Linked DNA regions of Homo sapiens: region 1 is linked to region 2. The links are chromatin loops, found by intact Hi-C in ENCODE. Cell type or tissue: endothelial cell of umbilical vein. All regions are shown on one strand. Links, peaks and the distances in the headings refer to the core of each region. The heading gives the core; the rest is flanking DNA.

The links. A loop is a pair of places that touch in the nucleus more often than their neighbours do. Peaks named below come from ENCODE experiments on the same cell type or tissue, not always from the same donor. Only the 100,000 strongest peaks of a DNase experiment are listed, where the experiment ranks them.
Region 1: a loop joins it to region 2, with 19 times the contacts of the local background. A loop is called at or near these places in 3 of 110 quality-filtered maps.

Annotation. Positions count from the first base shown.
Region 1 is chr6:117,902,302-117,912,657 of GRCh38, reverse strand. It overlaps SLC35F1 (solute carrier family 35 member F1), which reads right to left and starts at 5,394. Exons shown (of 8, transcript NM_001029858.4): 1 at 4,759-5,394. The coding sequence starts at 4,931. LOC124901480 (a long non-coding RNA gene) reads left to right here and starts at 5,728. Exons shown (of 2, transcript XR_007059904.1): 1 at 5,728-6,382; 2 at 6,841-6,999. In endothelial cell of umbilical vein, for the core only: a CTCF peak has its summit at 5,547 (motif pointing right); no DNase peak of the experiment used is centred there; H3K4me3 peaks cover 1,432 bases; H3K27me3 peaks cover 1,186 bases.
Region 2 is chr6:117,342,081-117,352,436 of GRCh38, reverse strand. It overlaps ROS1 (ROS proto-oncogene 1, receptor tyrosine kinase), which reads left to right. Exons shown (of 44, transcript NM_001378902.1): 28 at 8,175-8,377; 29 at 9,893-10,037. Among named protein-coding and RNA genes, the nearest start is that of ROS1, 79 kb to the left of the region's middle. In endothelial cell of umbilical vein, for the core only: a CTCF peak has its summit at 6,100 (motif pointing left); no DNase peak of the experiment used is centred there.

The sequences.
Region 1 (10,356 bases), core at 1,395-9,394, 560 kb before region 2:
TTTAATCACACCACCCAGTTCCACTTGGAATATTTTATATTAATCAACCTCATTACTAGCTGATCTTCCTCTTTTCATTTTGACATGTTTTAGACGGAGCAGCTTGAGGAAGATTCTCACCATTAATTTCCTAACAAAAGCCTTCTCACTTGATCAGAAAGGATCATCTAAATTATATGTTTCCACCAACTGTATGGAATACCTAGAGTTCAGTCATATCCATTGGTTCATGATGTTCTGTCCACCTTATTTAATGACTCAGAAAGGCTATGTACACATATTGTCCCATTTTACATGGTAAGTTTCCTACTTGGACATTGATTTTATGTAGGCTTGCTTCAAACTCTTCTATGTATATCCTTAACGATCTTTGGTTTATATTCAAAAAGGTTTCAGAAATTTGAAAATAAATCTAAATATAAGTTGGAAATCAGTTCATTCTAAATCAAATGAATGGATGAGTCAGAATCAGTAGTGATTCCATTCTAATGATTAAACATTCCCGCCATAAGACTCAAAGAGGCAGAAACCCCTTTATAATTTGAGACAACCCACTGTATGTCTTAATGGGAAGAAAGTGTATCAAAACAAGAAATTCACAGATATTTCTGTTAACAACTGAAAATAATACTCATGTGGGAAAAGATAAAAGCACACATATGCAAAACACAAAACAAGCTATCACTCATTTCTCAAAAACATTTCATTAAGAAATCATTTAGAGTACAAAATCTTCAGGCACTTTAATATGTAGGTCAGTAGCTACTCCTGTATGTGTCTAAGAAATCTACCTGATCAGCAGTTTCTTTGAGAGGGTCATCAACTGTTGCCCTTGAAGTATTTTCTTTTCGTCATTTTCTGATTGCCTGTGGCAGGGTAATATATACTATACCATGCTAAGAAATAAGGGAAGGCCAGGCACAGTGGCTCATGTCTGCAATTGCAGCACTTTGGAAGGCCAAGGTGGGAGGGTGACTTGAGGCCTGGAGTTTGAGGCCAGCCTGGGAAACAGAACGAGACCTCGATTCTACTAAAAATTTAAAAATTTTTTAAAAATAGCCAGGCATGGTGGTGTGCACCTGTATTCCCAGCTACTTGGGAGGCTGAGGTGGGAGAATCACTTGAGCCCAGGAAGTCAAGGCTGCAATAAGTTGTGATCATGCCACTGCACTCCAGCCTGGGCAACAGACCAAGATCCTGCCAGAAGGATGGAAGGAAGGAAGGAAGGAAGGGAGGGAGGGAGGGAGGGAGGGAGGGGAGGGGAGGGGAGGGGAGGGAAATGTGAAGAAGACTTTGCCGTATTTTTTCCTTGTTTGAATCAATATATTGATTGGTTCACAATTTTGAATATTAAAGGAGTAGTAATTATTCCAGCATTTAAATTGTCATGTTTCTTGCATCCTTTTGCCAAAACAATTTTGAGTATACCAGGGGAAAAAATGTGATGTCCCATTAATTATTTTAAAAAATTATCTAGTGCCTCCTCTTTCACCAAGTCTTGAATATAATTACATTCTAATCTAACTGTTTCACAGAAAGGGAGTAGTCAACCAATGAAATACCCCAATTGTTGTGTACAAAATGCAGCAATCCAACTCGACAAGCCTTTAGAGTAAGGGGAGAGGCTATGGAGTATACTATGGAAATAAAATGATGCTGAATAATGTAAGGCAGATTTTATTAAGATAACACTATATTTCATTCTAAGCTTCTTGAGAGCAAGAAGTACCTTTAATTAATTATTGATGAGCAATTCTCTCTTTAACTCTCCCTGGGTAGACAGGATATAGATAGCGTATGTGTTTGCAGTTCTTCCTCTGGGTTGTCAGATAGCTGTTCCTGTAGACTGTGACCAATGGCAGGCAATTCGCCAGGCTTGGCTTGCTCACAGTCTAATATTTCTCGTCCCATTGCACCACTCTGTGTCTCAGCATTACCCCTTTGGCCCAGTGGGATGCTAGGAGCTGACAGTGGTACAGCCCCCATTTCAGTCACTGAAGAGACTAGCCCTACCAGCCCACAGCAATAGAATGCTGCTAACCATATATCTGCATGTCAAAAGTTGGAGGGATATTTTTTATATTGGCTCCCAGCTTCCCGATTTGGAACCACTTTCTGCTAGGAGCTAAGTTGCTGCATGCCAAGGGTAGAGGAAAGAAGACAAATGAAGACAATGAGTGGACAGGGCAATGTGGGTGAAGTATTCAGGAAGGAGGAAGAGGAAAAGAAGAAAGCAAAAAAGGAGAAAGTAAGCAGATGGTGAGTTCTTAGAAAATTGACAAAGATGCTTATGATTAGGCCCCAATGGGCCTGCCTGATATCCATTACTGACTAGTCCAACACATCATGAGGGTTCAAACCAGAGGGGAGCCACATCCAAGCACTCTGCAGAATCTCAAAAATTCACTCTCCCCCATACTCTCACTTTTACCTAGAGCCTAATCACTCTATAGCCACTATTAAGGCTCTCATTGACATAATTATGGCACAAAAGCCAAGCCCATCAGCATGCTAAATAAATTATGCCATTGAGATTTTAAAACTTGCTCAGATTTTTCAGTCTCCTTACTAAAAATGTTCTTTCTTGAAACAAAGAGTTTCTTCTTATCCTTTAAGGATAAGGAAAAGCCAGTTACTCAATACAAAATATTATATTGAAAATTTTGAATAACTTTGAAAGACAAATAAATAAATAATTGTTTTAGCTTAAGTCTAAAGGCTACAAACCTAGGGTTCCATTCACGGTTGTATACCTGCGATGAAATGCCGTCAACCCAACATAAGTATAAGTTCCTCCTCTATACACTGGGACTAGTACAACTCATGTCACAGATCGTTTCATTAGAAACACAAGGTTCTACCCATAACGTAGCATGACTTCAACTTCATTTGCCTATGTTTACCCCATAGGCTTACCTTAGAAAAAAAATGAGTTGAATACATTAATTCATGTAGATCTTTATACTTTTCCAAGTGTTTTCTTCAGCATTATCTAATTCTCAAAATCATGGTAGGGAAGTAAAACAAGTACTGTATTATTAAACATAATTTACAATGAAGAAACCAAGACCAAGCAGATAAATGGCTCTGCTGCAAACCACTTGTCTAGCTACTGGCCAAGGTATGATGACAACATACCCCTCACTCCTACCTCAGTGATCTTGTTTTTCTGGGCTCTATGATTCATTACATATCAAGAAATAACCTACATGGAATCAGTAATAACTTATAATTGAGCAAAAAGAAACTGAGCAAAATATTACATCAATATTTTCTAGTTTGATGAGAAATAATAATAATTAAAATATATTGTGATTAAAAATTTAAACAGCCAATGACAAGGTAATTGCAATTGAAAAAAAAACTCACAGGTATTCATAAAAAATACAAAACCCACATAATATGTACTGAGCCAGCGTCTTCTTGCTTTATTCTACTTTATCTTTTGGAAGGTGGTATTCTCAGCTACAAATCAAAGACTTAGTTCTATTACCAACTCCTGTCTCCCGTCAGAGTGAATTTCTTTCTGTTTGATAATAAATGGAAAGCTACAGAAGTACCCGCAAATAAACTAACGCACGCATTAATTCCCCACCAGGGATTCTTGAATGGTTCGGGATTTGATATAACTAAATTAAACTATACTCCCAAAATAAGGATATTTCTCAAGATTCTATTTCTGTACATAGTTTGTACTCCCACCAGAGCTTTGAGCCCCAGACAGTTCCGTGTGAATTCGTTGGGAATCTCTGCTACCCAACACAATGCCACACAGAAACCTGTATGAACAGAGCGACTGGAACAGTTACCCCTACAGATGCATCGAAAGGCACCCACGCATCCAAACAAAAAAGAACACAAAACCCATTCCCTATACAATTTTTTAAGGTGTCAGCTCGTCAACCATTTCAAGTTACTTAAGTAGAAAAAGTCCCTTTCACATCACAGTTGAGTCAGAGGTGCCAGAGGTACCCCCATTTTCACGTCAACCCAGGTCCTCATCCTAAAACGTCAACGTCCTGAATCCACTACGCAGATTCCAGCACTGGAGGCGCCGGCGATCGGCACCCGCCCCCTCCGGCATGGGCGCTTCGGAATAACTGGGCGCCGCCGGCTCACACCCTGCCCGCAATGTTTTGCACTTTGCTGGGTCTGTTCCAGGCCTCTAGCCCTCTCTTCGCTGCTCCCAGCCAGGAAGAGTCCGAGAGGCGACTGGAGCGTCAGGCTGGAGAAGTGGGTTCCCTCCGCCTGCTAGGCTGTCGCTGCGACCCCATTCCCCCGGCAAGGGGTCGAAGCCCCCGGGCGGGGCGGGGCGGAGGACAGCACGAGGCCCAGGACTTCCACGCCATCTCTGCAGCCCCGCGCCTCCCTCCTCAGCCCTGGCCGGGTCCCCGCGTCCCCCCGACCCCCGATCGCAAAGCCGGGGTGCGAGAGGGAAAGGGAAGTGAGGCGGCACGCGTATGGAGGGTGTGAGTGCGGACACACATACAGGGTGGCTAGGTACGAAAAACCCCGCCTCTCCCCGAACTCCCGCCTCGGACCAGCTGCAGCTCCACCACTCCAGGGCTCCCTGCGCCGGGACAAAGCTGCCGCGGCCTCTCTGCGCCCGCGGAGCGCGTCGTCGCCCGATCTCCTCAGTCTCCTCCGGCCGCAACCCCGTCCCAAAGGACCCGTGGGCCGCCCCAGGGACGGAGGGGACCCGGAGCCGGGCGCCCGCAGCCCCCGCCCCCCGCGCCCTCGCCCGGCGCCGCCGCTCACCTGTTCAGCACTTTGCGGATCCTCTGGCGCACGCCAGCCCGGGAGGAGGCGGACAGGCTCCCGCCGCCGCCGCTGCCCTCGGCCGGCAGGTTCTCGATGGTGGTCACCACATGGTTCGGCGGGGCTGGCGACGGCGGCTGCAGCTGCTGCTGCGGCTGCTCAGGGGGGATCATCGCGGCAGAGGCTGAGGCGCGGCGGCGATCAGAACGCAGCCGGGTGCATCGTGTGCCGGTTCCGGGCCCGGGAACGCGCAGAGGACCCGGCCGGGCGGCCGCGGCCCGGGAGGCGGTGCTGCCTGCGAAGCGGTGAGGCGGGGAGGCACCCGCGGCTACGGCCGCCGCCGCCCAGCCCGCCACTCACTCCTCTCCAGTCCCAGTGCGCGCACCCTCGCGCCCGTGCCGCCGCCGCCGCCGCCCGCCCCGGCTCTTCCCGAGCCGCGTCCCCAAGTCCTGGCCCGCCCCGCGAAGTGGCTGCGAAGGGTGTCGCGCGGGGGCGCGGAGCTGCCGGTCGGTTCCGGGGAAGGAGTCCTGATTTCTCCTTGTTTCCTCGTGCCCGGGTCTCCTCGGGGCGCGCGGCGGCAGTTGTGCTGGCGCCGCCTCAGCCTGTGCCCCGCTCGGTCGGAAAGCTACCGTCTGTGTCTCACGGAGTGAGAGACCGAGGGTGAACCCGGAGAGCCGGGCGGGGGCGCCGGCGGCGGCGGCGGCGGCGGCGGCGGCGGCGGCAGAGCGGGGCGCGGGCGGGGGACCTGCGCGCTCTCCTCTCGCCAGAGGGCGCTGCCGAGGTGCCTTGTTGCCCCCGACCCTCTACTGCCCCGTCCGCAGAGGCCCACGGTCTAGGTTGTGGTGATTGTTTTGGTTTGGGTGTTTTTTAGGGGGATAAGGGGGCTGGGAATAGATCCTCCCTGTGGAGTTGGCGGGGATTCCTCGTTTCTGCCCAAGCGCCGCGGAATCCAGCACCACCGGCCTGGGACAGCGGCAGGACGCCGAGACAGGTGCCGGCCCCGGATTAGAAACCCAAACGGAGAATCCTAGATGTTGCTCCTACTACATTCGCCATAATTGGCCTGGTGGAAATGGGAGAAAAAACTACTTCTCACAAAGAATCAATTCTGGGAACTGGAAAAAGCATATCAGACCAACTCAAAACGTCTCCATTTGAGGCAATGTAGTGCTGTGAAAGGAACGTAGGCAGATTTGAGTTTCAGTGGCACATCTGAAACTTATCCGCAGAGACTCTAAGCAATTAAATTCTGAGACATTCTTCTCTGTGCAGCGAGACTACTCATGTCTTTCTCCCAGGGGAGTTGTAAGACTTAAATGAGGTAAACCACGCAGCAGGGGAGCCTAACAGCTCCTTTAATAGTCCCCCAACTCCAAAAGGGAAAGTCCTGTGTATCTGCCACAGAAATCTTGGACCATATTTCTACCAATGGAAACTGACTCTCTGTCCCGGGCATTCTTATACCAATTGATCCGGATCCCAATTAATAATCGATTCTTGAAAGAGAGATATTTTTCAAATTTTCCTTTATTTAGACTGTTTAGATAGGGATCTTGCCTTGAAAAATGATATGCATTTTAAAAAACTCTTCGCTTCAGTGCAGGGAATTGAGTAAGTTTAACAGGTAAGTTTGTTCACACAAAGGCATGCTGATACCACTACTGAATCCAAATGCTCTGAAACCAGCAAATTAAAAATACCAGTGATAGGATTTGCCACTGAGAGAGGGAATTGGGGAGAAAATAACACTCAAAAAAGGAATGGACTATGTCCTTTCAACAGAGGAGAAAAGGAATATGGAAGGATATAAATAAGATGGGATTCTTTGTTCAGTTAACAAGGTCCAATTCCTTTAACAAAATTCGGAGTCTTTTTTTAATCATCAAAAATATGAGAAAACGGGTATTTGCAAAATCTCTTCAATCTATATTTCAATTCTGTAAAACCTACTTGCTACCTGAAATATCCCTGAGGTTTCTTTCTACAGAAATTAACCCCAATTGGAACATTTTCCCTTTTATAATTAAAATGTCGTCCTGTTCTTTCTCAACAACCTTTCATTCTCTGATTTTTCCACCTCAGATTTGCACAGGACACTCTGAAGAATTATTACAAACAGGACCAAGGCTTGTAGCCTCTTGGGCATTAAAATTCCAATAGTGGCAATAAATTTACCCTTAGTGGACCCACCGAATGTAGCAGACATGAATAAAATGCACTTCAGCTGAACCTGGCAGCAAATCGTGGTAGAAGTCTCTCTATTAAAACAACATTTATGGTAATTTCAGGTGTCTGCCTTGAATAACTGGTTGCTTCAGTGCCCTCTTCCTTCACATTTGGCTTGCCTCCCTTTGAATGTTTTTGGCACATCACGACTCAGTGCTGTGTCTGCACTTCAATGTCTGCATTTGCATCTGGTCATTTCTCTAGAGGGACTACTAAATCCAAATGCTCTACATCTCCTCTGAGTCAGGAAGGGAGAAAACCAAGATGAAAGAACAACAAGATGAGAGATGTAAAATTTCGATCTTGTTGGTAAGACCTCAATGCAGACTCAAGCCTTATGCTTTTGTTACTCCATTTCTGGGGGAATACAGCATCAGATCCCTTCTTATCCTCTGATTCTGTACTCCATGCTCATTTCTTAGAAAGTAGCTAACCGCCAAGTGTGTTGGTGTGTGCCTGTAGTCCCAGCTACTCTTAATGCTAAGACAGGAGGATGGCTTGAGCCCAGGAGGTAGAGGCCAGCTTGGGCAACATAGCAAGACACCATCTCTAAAAGAAAAAAATATTTAAGTAGCTAGATAACATTTGTGAAGTAAGTAAACAGGAGTCAAATGTCCAAGTGTCATAATGGTGTGTCTGACATGAAATTAAACATAAAAGATGTAGAAAAGGGCTGCTTCCCTTTTTCCTGCTGCAAGACTTTTGTCCATCCCTGACCTCAAAATCAGTTCACGAGCTCTGACCAAAAGGAAGGGAGATGAAGGCAATGGGCTAAGGATCTGTATGTAGTTTTCAGTGGTGGCATGTGGGTTCCAGGGACATGCCTACTTCTCAGTTTACCTCCTCTTTGTCAGCTGTGGTTAGTGGTATGATGCTATTGCAGAATTTCCATGCCACAAAAAATTCTGCCTCTCTTACCATTATATCACCCGAATTTCTCTTCAGGCACAGACTAGTTCTGTTGAATTCCTTAAGGAAGCAGAAGTTGGCTATCAGCTATACCTTCTTTAGTGTTTCTCATTTTGAAGACATGTCCACTGATGTGGGGAAGAGTGAAGTTTGGCCTATGTCAGAGTCACCAGGCACTGACTAATCTGTTTAGCATAGACTGCACCTGTGCACGTTATTGAGAAAAAAGCTTCACAGTCATGCACCAGAGGTAACTGATGATCCTCCCCAAATTGCTGAACAACTATCTGGAATTGCTTGTGCTGCTGCAAATGACCAGTGGCCATATGCTTTCCCCGTATCATTCTTTTAATCTTTTTCTTTATCTCCTAAGTCAGATTGAATCTTCTCAACATGTAGTACTGAATCTATGGCCTCCAGAATGATAGAGCTTTGTGGTTTTGATTCACATAATAGAACTTGAATGGGAGAGAAAGCCAGGCAAAACTGGTGAAAAATTTGTGGAGAGGGGAAATGGCAGAGGAGTAGAATGGGTAAATCAATTTACATCCAAGAAATGGATACAATAATTGGCATGTTAAAGCACAGAACTTCAGTGAACAATCATCATCAATGAAGATAGTCTATAAATGGTATTAGTGGATATGAAAATATGCACAGAGCAGGGAAACAGACACTAGGCAACAGATATCAAAGACTGTTCACACATTCTACACGATGTTTCTGTTTATGTAATTTTTTTGTTTTGCATTTTGGAAACTTATTCCTTTGGAGTAAACCCAGAATACTGTGTAGGTTTATAATTGACCTTTTTGCTAAGAGAGATGGAGGATTAGAGATTAGTGCTGTTAGTTGTGGATAAGGGCTAATTTTGCAGAGTCAGACTACATTTTGATGAGTTTAAAATTTCTAAGTATTATTTGCAGAGTATTCCATGTCCAAAAGCCTGGTTTGGTATGTCTTTGTCATGGTGACATGGTAAGTCTCTGTTGACAGGAAGTTTGCCACATTCAGTGAAGGAATTATTCAGTAGTATCAATTTCCTCTAAATGAGTAGGATTATCTTAATATCCTAAGATATTAGGAAAAAATTCTATAGATGATGATATCTCAGAAGCGCTTACTATTTTACATACAATCAGTTATCAAATATCTGAATAAGGGAGAAAGATCCTTATACAAACATCAATTATTTCAGCCAGTGACTTCAATATTCTCTCCTTCTAAATATTTTAATACATAAAAATACTGATGGAAAATTGTGGGTAAAATTGTAATGACTTTTGTGTGGAATTTATACACTGAGTTATTAGGGCTAGGTAGGTGGAACTTGGAGCCCAAGTAATCTCAGTTCCAATTCCAGCTCCATTAACAAACTGGGTTAATTTTAGGCAATTATCTCAGATTTTCTGAGCATAAGTTTCCTAATCTTTAAAAATGGGGATAAGGGCCGGGCGCGGTGGCTCACACCTGTAATCCCAGCACTTTGGGAGGCCGAGGCGGGCGGATCACAAGGTCAGGAGATCGAGACCATCCCGGCTAAAACGGTGAAACCCCGTCTCTACTAAAAATACAAAAAAATTAGCCGGGCGTAGTGGCGGGTGCCTGTAGTCCCAGCTACTTGGGAGGCTGAGGCAGGAGAATGGCGTGAACCCGGGAGGCGGAGCTTGCAGTGAGCCGAGATCCCGCCACTGCACTCCAGCCTGGGCGACAGAGCGAGACTCCGTCTCAAAAAAAAAAAAAAAAAAAAAATGGGGATAAGGTATATACCTTTCAAAACACATAAACATTAGAAATTATGATTTTATATATTATAATATATAAATATATATAATTTCTAATATTTATAATTTTATAAATATATAAAACATGATTACATCTATGATTTTATAATATATAAAATCATATATAAAATTTCTAATGTTTATAATTTTATAAACATAAAACATGGTTATATTTTTATGATATGTATTATATAAAATCATGTTTATAATTTCTAATGTTTATAATTTCTAATATATATAGCAAGAGAGAGAATATCTGGCATAAAAACTATTTTTAAAAACGAATTGATCTGGACCTGGTCATGATAGAGTGGCTGTTATTGGAATTAACTTTCCCATGTGAACAATTCAATTCTAAAAGCTGGATAAAATATTGGACAGGAGTCAATATAAGACTATGATTCTTTGGGGAACAGAAACACATCAGAAATGAAGCACATTAGATGAGCCCATGTTCATCCCAGCTTTCACCCTATGGGCATTTTCCAGATGACAGTGTAGAGAAACAGTGCCCAATCAGAGTGGCAGTCTCACTGGGTAAAAGGGACAGAGATGGGAATTCAGAGCTGCAAAGGCAACTGGAATTTGGTGGGCAGAGTTCCAAAAAGGAGGGACCTAAAAGAAGGACCTTAAAAACACTGTGTGAAAATTCCCCTCAGAGCCAACTTTTATGCTATAT
Region 2 (10,356 bases), core at 1,530-9,529:
CCCCTCATCCTACTTTTCCCATAAACTGTGAATTTTATTGTGTGATTTGTACAGTGCAATGATTCCTAGAAAGGCATGTATCATGTTATAGCAGAACTGACTATATATTTTCTACTGACAGTCATAATAAAACATTGTTGAAATCTAAAAACCATACAAACAAAAACAAAAACAGTATTGCCAAAAAAATTAGCCCAGCGTAGTGGCAGGTGCCTGTAGTCCCAGCTACTCGGGAGGCTGAGGCAGGAGAATGGATTGAACCTGGGAGGCGGAGCTTGCAGTGAGCCCAGATTGCGCCACTGCTCTCCAGCCTGGGCGACTGAGCGAGACTCGTCTGAAAACAAAAACAAAAACAGAATTGCATGGCCTCATTGGTATTTTGTCAAAGCCGTCTTTGCCACTAAGGTGCAAATATCATTCTAAATTAACTATAACTCTCCTCTGGAGAGGGACAGATATGAATGACATAAACTCTCTTTGTTTAAATGTTTTCAGTTATAAAATATGTAAATTGAAAAATGTTAAAATTTATAAATAAAGCCTACTTTGTATTTTTGTAAAATAATTTATTTTTCACTTTGAGAAATTTAAGAGATTTTAAAAGTTCATGTGGCTTCTGGTTTCTGGCCCAGAAGCTTAGAAATTGCCACTCCACCCAAAAACAAGTAAAAGTCTGAGCAAACTGAAAACTTAACAGCTCTTCTTGGATCCACAAGAGAAGTGAGGTCACAGAGCAAACTGCTGTCCCCAGTTGGAAAGACAGATTGGTAAATACAGAGAATTACAATTTACCAGAGCAAAAACCCATGAGCTGAAATCTTTTTAGAAAGCAGTGTTAGTGGTAGAAAAATCCAAACTGTAATTGATGAATTGCTTGAGGCTCAGTGTGGGTAACTCTGAGAGTTAGAAACTCGAGGGGCATCCTGTCATAGGAGGGCTTCATTTTATAAGTTTTACCTCCAGGAGCTTTAACTGGTTTTTTTCTTAGAGAATCTCCTTGTGCTTCCCACAGAGAGAAGGGAAAAGGAAAAATTTTGAAAGGCACCAGAGCATTCTGTTCTTCTTAACAAGGGCTGCATTCAAGATACACTAATCACAGCTGGACCTGCTCGGGTTTTATCAGAGCTTAATTGACCTGGGTAAAGAGAAGTGCCCAACCCCAGCCCACTCCAGCCGTCGTGTCCCACCTAAGTGGGGTGGGGGGACTGAAAAGAACCTGTGAAGTTCACAGTCGAAAAGCAAAGCAAAAACCCACTTGAAGTTAACTGAGATCTAATCTAAGACTATAAAATGCCTCCCCTTCCCCTACACCTTACCACCGCATTACTAAAGGCCCATTTACAGCAGTTGCTTTCACCCAGTACAGCATATTCAGCTATCAAGAAAAAATTACAAGGCATACTAAAAGGCATAAAACACAGATTGAAGAGATAGAGGAACTATCACAATCATTTAAATATGGCAGGGATGTTAGAATTATCAGACTGAGAATTTAAAACAACTATGATTAATATGCTAGGGGCTCTAATGGATAAAGTAGTCAGTATACAAGAACAGATGGTCAATGTGAGCAAAGATATGGATATTTGAGGAAAAAAAAGAAATGTTAGAGATAAAAACACTGTAACATGTGAGGAATGTTTGATGGGCTTAATAGTAGACTGGATGTGGCTGAGGAAGGAATCTCTGAGCTTGAAAATATCTCAGTAGAAACCTGCAAAACTATAAAGGTAAAAAAAAAAAAAAAAAGGAAAAAAACCGAAACAGAATATTCAAGAACTGTGGGGAAACTACACAAGGTGTAAGATAGGTATAATATGAATACTAGAAAAAGAAGAGAGAAAGGAACAGAAGAAATATTTGGAGGAAATATTTGAAAAATAATGACTGATAATTTCCCCAAATTAATGTCAGATACCAAACTACAGGTATGGGAAGCTCAAAGAATACCAAGAAGGATAAATGCCAAAATCTACACTAGGCCTATCATATTCAAACTGCAGAAAACCAAAGATAAAGAAAAAAAATTCTGAAAGAAGCCAGAGGAAAAAATACTTAACCTATAGAGGAACAAAGATAAGAATTATATCCAACTTCTCCTCAGAAACTATATAAGCAAGAAGAGAGAAAAGTAAAATATTTAAAATGTTGAGAGAAAAAAACACTAACCTAGAATTCCATACCCTGTGAAATTATCCTTCAAAAGAGAAGGAGCAATAAAGACATTCTCAGACAAAAATTGAGAGAATTTGTTATCAGTAGACCTGCTTTGGAAGAAATGTTAAAAGAAGTTCTTTAGAAAGAAGAAAAATGATATAGATCAGAAATGCAGATCTACATAAAGAAAGGAAGAGCATTAGAGAATAAATAAGTGAAAGTAAAGTAAAAGTTTTTCTTTTTCTTAACTGACCTAATGGATAATAGTTTGTTCAAAATAGTAATAGCAATAACATATTCAATTATATCCACTTATGTATGTATGTGTGCATATATATATGTGTATATTTATATTTATATTAAGCAAAATGAATCACAGCAGTGACACAAGGGATAGAAAAGAGGACTTGGGAGTATTTTGTTATTATAAGGTACTGCAAACCTGTGAAGTGGTATAGTGTTGTTTGAAGGTGGACTTGGATTAGTTGTAAATATACATTGCAAATTCAAGGGCAAATCACTGAAAAATATTTTTAGAAAAGTATAACTGATTCCCAAGAAAGGAGAGTAAATAGAATCATTTAGAATGCTCAAATAAAACCACAAAAGTCAGAAAAAAAGTGGAAGACAAAAGTAGGAACAAAGAACAAGGGCAACAAATGAAAAATAATAACAAATATGGTAGATCTTAATTTAACTATATTAGTAGTCACTTTGAACATCAGTGGTCTAAATACACCAACTAAAAGACAGAAGTTGTTTGAGTGGATCAACAAACAGACTCAACTATACATTGTCTATAAGAAACCCACTTTAAATATAAAGACACATCATATAGATCAAAAGTAAAGGGATGGAGATAGTATATCATGCTATCGCTAATCAAATGAAAGAAGAAACAATTTCAGACAGCAGACTTCAGAGCAAGGAAAGTTATAAGGGATAAAGAGGGACATTACATAATGATAAAGGGATCAGTTCTCCAAGAAGATGTAATAATCCTTAATGCATATATCTCTAACAACAGAGCATCAAAATACATGAGGCAACAACTGATAGAACTGCAAGAAACAGATGAAGCCACTATCACCATTGAAGACTTCACGACATCTATCAGAAATGGGCAAATCCAGCAGAAAAAAAATCACTAAGGATATACTGATGAACTCAATAACACCATCAATTAATTGGCTGTAATGGACATCTATCTACTATTAATAATTTTTCCAACAACAGCAGAATAAACATTCTTCTCAAGCTCACATGGAACATTCACCAAGACAGAACATAAAATACACTTCAACAAATTTAAAAGAATAGAAATCATACAATATCTGTCCTCAGACTACAATGCCATTTAACTAGAACTCAATAACTGAAAGATAGCTGGAAAATCTCAGAACACTTGGAGATTAAACAACGTATTTCTAAATAACAAATGGGTAAAAGAAGAAATCTCAAATTAAAAATATTTTGAACTAAAAATGAAAACAAAACATCAAAACTTACGGGAATCAGTAAAATCAGTGCTTAGAGGGAAGTTTACAGCACTGACTGCATGTATTAAAAAAATAGATCTAAAATTATTTAAGCTTTTACTTTAGGAAACTAGAAAAAGAAGAGTAAATTAAGTCCCAAATAATAATAAGAAACAAAACTAAAACAAAAGAAAAAATAAAAAGGAAGTATAGTAGAAATCAATGAAATTGAAACAGGAAATCAATAGAGAAAAATCAATGAAGCCAAAAACTGGTTCTTTGAAAAGATAAATAAAATTGATAAGCCTCTAGCCAGGCTAAGAAAAAAAGAGAGTGGATGCAAATTGCTAATAGTAGAAATGAAGGCGGGGACATCTCTGTAGAACCCATGGAGATTAAAAGGATAATCAAGGAATACTATTAACAACTCTATGCTCACAAATTTAATAACCTAGATGAAATGGACCAATTCTTTTAAAGACACAATATGCCAAAACTCACAGAAGAAGAAATAGACAATCTGAATATGTCCACATCTATTAAATAAGTGGAATCAATAATTAATAGCCTTCTGAAATAGAAAGCACCTGGGCCAGATGGATTCAATGATGCATTCTATCAAACATTTATGGGAAAATTATACCATCTCTACAATGTCTTTCAGAAAATTGAACCAGAGGGCCTACTTCCAATTAGGCCAATGAATGAGTTTATTCTAGGCCAGAATTACCCTAAAACCAAAACTAGACAAATATATTACAAGAAAAGAAAATTTTAGACCGGTGTCTCTCTTGAATATTGCAAGAATTGCAAAAGTCCTGAACAAAATATTAGCAAATCAAATCGAGCAATATATTAAAATAGTTTTATATCACAGTCAAGTGGGATTTATCCCAGCTATGCAAGTTTGAGTCAACATTTGAAAATCAATTAATGTAGTCCACTATATCAACAGACTAAAGAGGAAAAATCAGGCGGTCACATTGATAGATGCAGAAAATGCTTTTGACAAAATTCAACACGGATTCAGGATGAAAAATCCTCAGCAAACTAAGAATAGGGGTAACTTCCTTGAGAAAGAACATGTATAAAAAAACTTGTTGTTAACATCATTACTTAATAGTGAGAAATTAGAGGCTTTCTCACTAAATCAGAAACAAGGTAAGGATGTTCCCTCTCCCAATTTCTTTTCAACACTGCAGTGGAAGTCACAGCATGCAACAATACAAGAAAAGGTATACAATACAAGAAAAGGTATACTGATTGGGAATGAAGAAATAACGCTGTCTTTGTTCACAGATGACATGATCATCTATGTAGAAAATCTGAAAGAATTGACAAAAAGACTCCTGGAACTCATAAGTGATTATAGCAAGTTTGCAGGACACGAGGTTAATATACTAAACTCAATCACTTTCCTGTATACCAGCAATGGACAAGTGGAATTAGAAATTAAACACACAGTATCATTTACATTAACACCCACAGAAAATGAAATACTTAGGTATAAATCTAACAGCATATGCACAAAAATCTATATGAGAAAAACTATAAAACCCTGATGAAAGAAATCAAAGTGCTAAATAAGTATAGAGATATTCCATGTCATAGATAGGAAGACTCAATATTGTCAAGATGTCATTTCTTCTCAACTTATCTATAGATTCAATAAAATCCCAATGAAAATCCCAGCTAAAGTTATTTTGTAGATATTAACAAACTGATTCTAAAGTTTATATGGAGAGGCAAAAGACCTAGAATAGGTAGCTATCACAGTATTGAAGGAGAAGAACAAAGTTGGGGAAGGCTGATATCAACTATATGACATTCTGGGAAAGTAAAAAACTATGTAGACAGTAATAAGATCACTAGTTGCGAGAAGGCTGGGGGAAGAAGTGGCGAATAGACAGAGCAGAGAGGACTTTGAAGGCAGTGGAACTATTCTATGTGATACTATAATGGTGGATACAGCTCATTACACATTTGTCCAAACCCGTAAAATGTACAATACAAAACTGAACTCTAATGTAAACTATAGACTTTGGGTAATAATGATGTCATTGTAGGCTCATTGATTGTAACAAATGTACTACTTTGGTAGGGGTATTGATAATGGGGGAAAGTTATGCATGTGTGGAGAAAAGGAGTATCTGGGAAATCTTGGTACATTCCTCTCAATTTTGCTGTGAATCTAAAACTGACTAAAAAATAAAGTCTTACCAAAAAAAAAAGACGTCCATGCAGTATCTGAAGTTGAACGACACACACACATATCCTCCTCCCAGCCACATACACAAACACGCTCCAAAATGAAGTCCCAAGAGTGGCATGAGTTTTTTTTTTAAACTGGAACTCATTAAGAGTATGATTAATACTCATTATTTTCTTTAAAAAATGGAGTCTATTTTATGTTGCTAGTTTCTAGGTACATTATTAAGAATACTTTACCTCCATCTGCTGGAAATTTTAAGCAATTACAAGTTATCTTGGTCCTTTTTTTCTGAAGGTATTCAATTATCTTCAAAATGTATGGGATAAAAAAAAAAATGTAAGGGAAAAACCTGTCTTTCTGTCCTGAATAATGTTTCTGACACTTCAACATGTCATATTATATCAATTAAATAAAAGAACGACAAAATTACCAATGACTTTTGAATTAGATAATTGCTCTGATTGCTCACATGTGTATCCCATTCTCTGTTCAGATCAGAAATCAGTACAAACTGAATATATTGGATAAATATTGGTTGAACTGAAGAGTGGTTCATCTTGTAACTTTAGTAAGGTTATCCATCTCTAAACCCCCATACTTTCCAAATGTCCTCAAACTTAGGTTCACAGTGCCCTTGACACTGTTGTTGGAGATTTTCGATGTACTTCTAATTTTAAACATTTTTTCCTGCATTTTGGAATTCATATTTGGAATTCCCAGACCAGACCAGCATTATTTTCTCTAACTTTTCATTTTAGTCTCAGTAATGATGATAGTAATAGCTAACATTTATTTAATGTTCTTACCATGTGCTAGGGATAGAGTGATATATAAATATCTGTAAAGCAGGCCATTGTCTCTGTTTACAGAAGAGCTGGAGTAACCTTCCCAAGACAAAAAAGTTAGCAAGTGAAGGAGCTGGCTTCATCAAGTTTTTGTCACTTAGACATTTACCCCCTAATTTTCTTACTTGCTGAATGCAAAGGTTGTATTTTATATGTGGCTAATATGAATTCATAAGGATCGACAACACATACTAAATACCTAATATATGTCAGGCACCCTCCTGGGGCTCTGGTGGAACAAAGATAATTCAAGCACAGTCTCAGCCAAAGATAGTTACATTCTAGTGCTAGATGAAGAAAAGAAAGCAGCAAAAGAAAACCAAAACCAAAATCACATGTGGCTAGTGCACTGGTAGAAGAACACGTGAAGTGGAGTGAGGACAGAGAGGAGATGTCCTTCACCTGGAATAGGAAGGCAGAAAGGGCTTCCCAGGAAAAATGATGCATGAATTGAGGCTTAAGTAAGGTTAGGCAGATGGGGAAGATCATTCCAACCTGAAGAGACTACCTATGTGAAGGGTTGGAGGGGTAGAAGTCCTGCAGTGTGTAGATAGTGTACTGTGGTTAGAGTGAAGGATGGCTTTGCATAGCAGAGACTGGATATGCGGGCAGGAGCCAGATTGCACAGTGCCACGCACAATGAGTTAAAGAGTTGGCTAACTGGTGTAAGATTGTTAGATTTCATATTAAAATCATATTTGGAGTTATTTGCATATTATGTAATTATGCTACATTTTTAGGTGATGTTTTACATAAAGACTGAGAGTGAATAGGTCAAGAAGTTGTGTTCAGCTGCAAGTGACAGATCTGCGATTTTTCGAGGCTTAAGCCTGCGGTATGGTTGCGCTACTGCACTGGTCTAGAACAGACCATTTCCATTGTAGTCTCTGTGACTGGGGCTCCCTGGAGTTGTGCAGCGTGCAAGGTGTTTGGTTGTAAGCGGTGGCCAGGGAGCTCCACAATGCCATCAATCACCTGGACTTGATCTTTCCCCAAACATCCTTAGTGAGTCCTTTATTCAATTCTCACAAGATGGCTGCCGCCCCTCTTGCATAGTGTCCGCCTCCTGGGTTGGGGGAGGGTGAAGGACAGAGGTGCGCCACAGTGATAAGCACATCTGACTAACCAGACCGTGTCACATGATTGTCTGGGCTGCAATCAAACTTCAGAAACAGTTTTTCCTCCCAGCATACTGCCCTGAACAATATCAGATATATATGAACTTGAAGAAAAGGAGAGGACATTGGGTAGACTGTAGCAGTACATACTACACATACTACACACAGTATCAAGCTGCAGCCATTTTTGTTTCTTCAAAGAGAATATTATTTCAAATCATTTTCATATTTATGTTTTCAAGCAAAAGTTATGTATGCTCTACAAATTTCTTTCTAAGCTTTGATATTATTCTTGTTAAAAATCTGCTTTTCCTCTCATATATATAGTATAGATATTTAATCTTTTGGTTTCTTCTTATTTTAGATAAAGCGTTTCTGTCTCTAGCTTCAGACACTGTGGAACCAACTATACTTAATGCCACTAACACTAGCCTCACAATCAGATTACCTCTGGCCAAGACAAACCTCACATGGTATGGCATCACCAGCCCTACTCCAACATACCTGGTTTATTATGCAGAAGTTAATGACAGGAAAAACAGCTCTGACTTGAAATATAGAATTCTGGTAAGATTGGAACTAGTGGTCTTTGTCTTTTCACAAGATGTTCTTTTTTGATATAAAATTATGAGCCATAGTAAAGTATTTCCTATATGTTCTGAAATGGACTAGTACGCAACTTTTTTACAGCTAATGATTCATCAAAACATATTGTGTTCTAGTTTTCTTGACTGGGAGTAAGTTAAGCTTCAAGGAAGTATATCAACTCTTGCCCATTGATGGATTGCCATGGTAACCGTTTTCTGAGTGTCCAGAAAGAATTGGGTTTATTCCCCTCCCTGATTATCTAATTATCCTCAGAGAGAATGATAGAGAATTATTTTTGCAGCCTATGGAGCAGACTGAAGATTGAAGAGTAAGAAATGAACTGGACGGAAAGAACATTGCCTTATACCTCTTCTCCACAGCATTTATCTAATATAAAAATTGTACATTATATTTTGTCTTTTGTTTCCTATGTGCAGAGAAATATACTGCTATGCAGATACTGTTTTTAGTCATCATTGTATGCCTAGCACCTAGCACAGTTAGTGGCACTGTGTAGGCATTCACTAACTATTTCTTGAATGAATTGGCACTATTCATTCAATCATTGAAATGATGAAATGTATTCATTAGTATTTCAGTTGTCTTAGTGATGGAATCACATATATCCAATATTTTGCTTTGTGCTTGGCTTTATTTAGCCTGTTCAAAAGGTGAAATTGACTAACTGTTGGATGTTAAACACTATATGTTTTCCCATAAAGTGTATGTGATTTTTCATTCCTTCCTTAATTTTGTCTAATTAACCCTTTTTACACATTTCTAAAATAAGTAATTTCAGATAGATCATTTGGCTGGCCAAGATTGGACTTGGCAGCACTGGTCATGTCTGTTATTAAATTTAATCTATCTTATTGTCTTCTCATTGATTAACAGTGGTCTAAGACAGTGGTTCTCAACCTTGGCGGCACATCGAAGCTTTAAAAAAAAAAAACAAAACACTCTGCATCTAGGCTTCACCCCAGATAACTCAATCAGAATCTCTGGCAATAGAACCCAGGCATAGTAGTTTCTTAAAACTTCCCAGATGATAGCAAAGTATAAACAAAGTTGAGAACCATTGGTCTAAGGAAAGTCTTTTTACTCTCTTAAACTTTATTTCTAAGAGTGATTAGATACTATAAAAATATTTTATTGTATTCACATATGTGTCACATGTTTTCTACCATCTTGCTGAATTTCTAATACAATGTTAATGAAATAGTGTCCTCTTCTAGGAATTTAACTTCCCATGTGAAACAATTTATGCCACAAAACCAACTGAAGGCTACCAATCATTTGGTATTTATTCTTGGAAACATTGAACAACTCAGGTCTGGGTAGATTGGACAGTGGTATTACCATTAATAATCCAGAATTTAAAATAAATTAATTTTTTTGAGCCTTTAACTTTGTTCTCTCTTTGATTAAATAATTTCTACCAATTTGTATAAAATGTTAAAAATAAGATGTTGATTTTTAAAAAATCAATTACAGGAATTTCAGGACAGTATAGCTCTTATTGAAGATTTACAACCATTTTCAACATACATGATACAGATAGCTGTAAAAAATTATTATTCAGATCCTTTGGAACATTTACCACCAGGAAAAGAGATTTGGGGAAAAACTAAAAATGGAGGTAAGTTATGGGCTTGTTGTGGGTTTCTCAAGCAGAATATTGTGATATATGTGCTGTGTATGTTGATGTTTATTTTTTAAAATCTGAATGCGAAGTAATTTTAGTAAGCTTTTTTAAGTTTAATAAGAAAAATGTGTTTGTAGAAAACTTTGACCTGACCCTTACTCTAACCCCTGAAGCTAACTAATAATATTCTATTAAAATAGAAAGCAACTAGGAGGTAAAACATTGAAATCAATATTGTTTGACCAAGAAACACATTATTTGGTCTCACCACACAGTGTCACTTTTTCCAGATACTCATAGGTTTCTGTACATG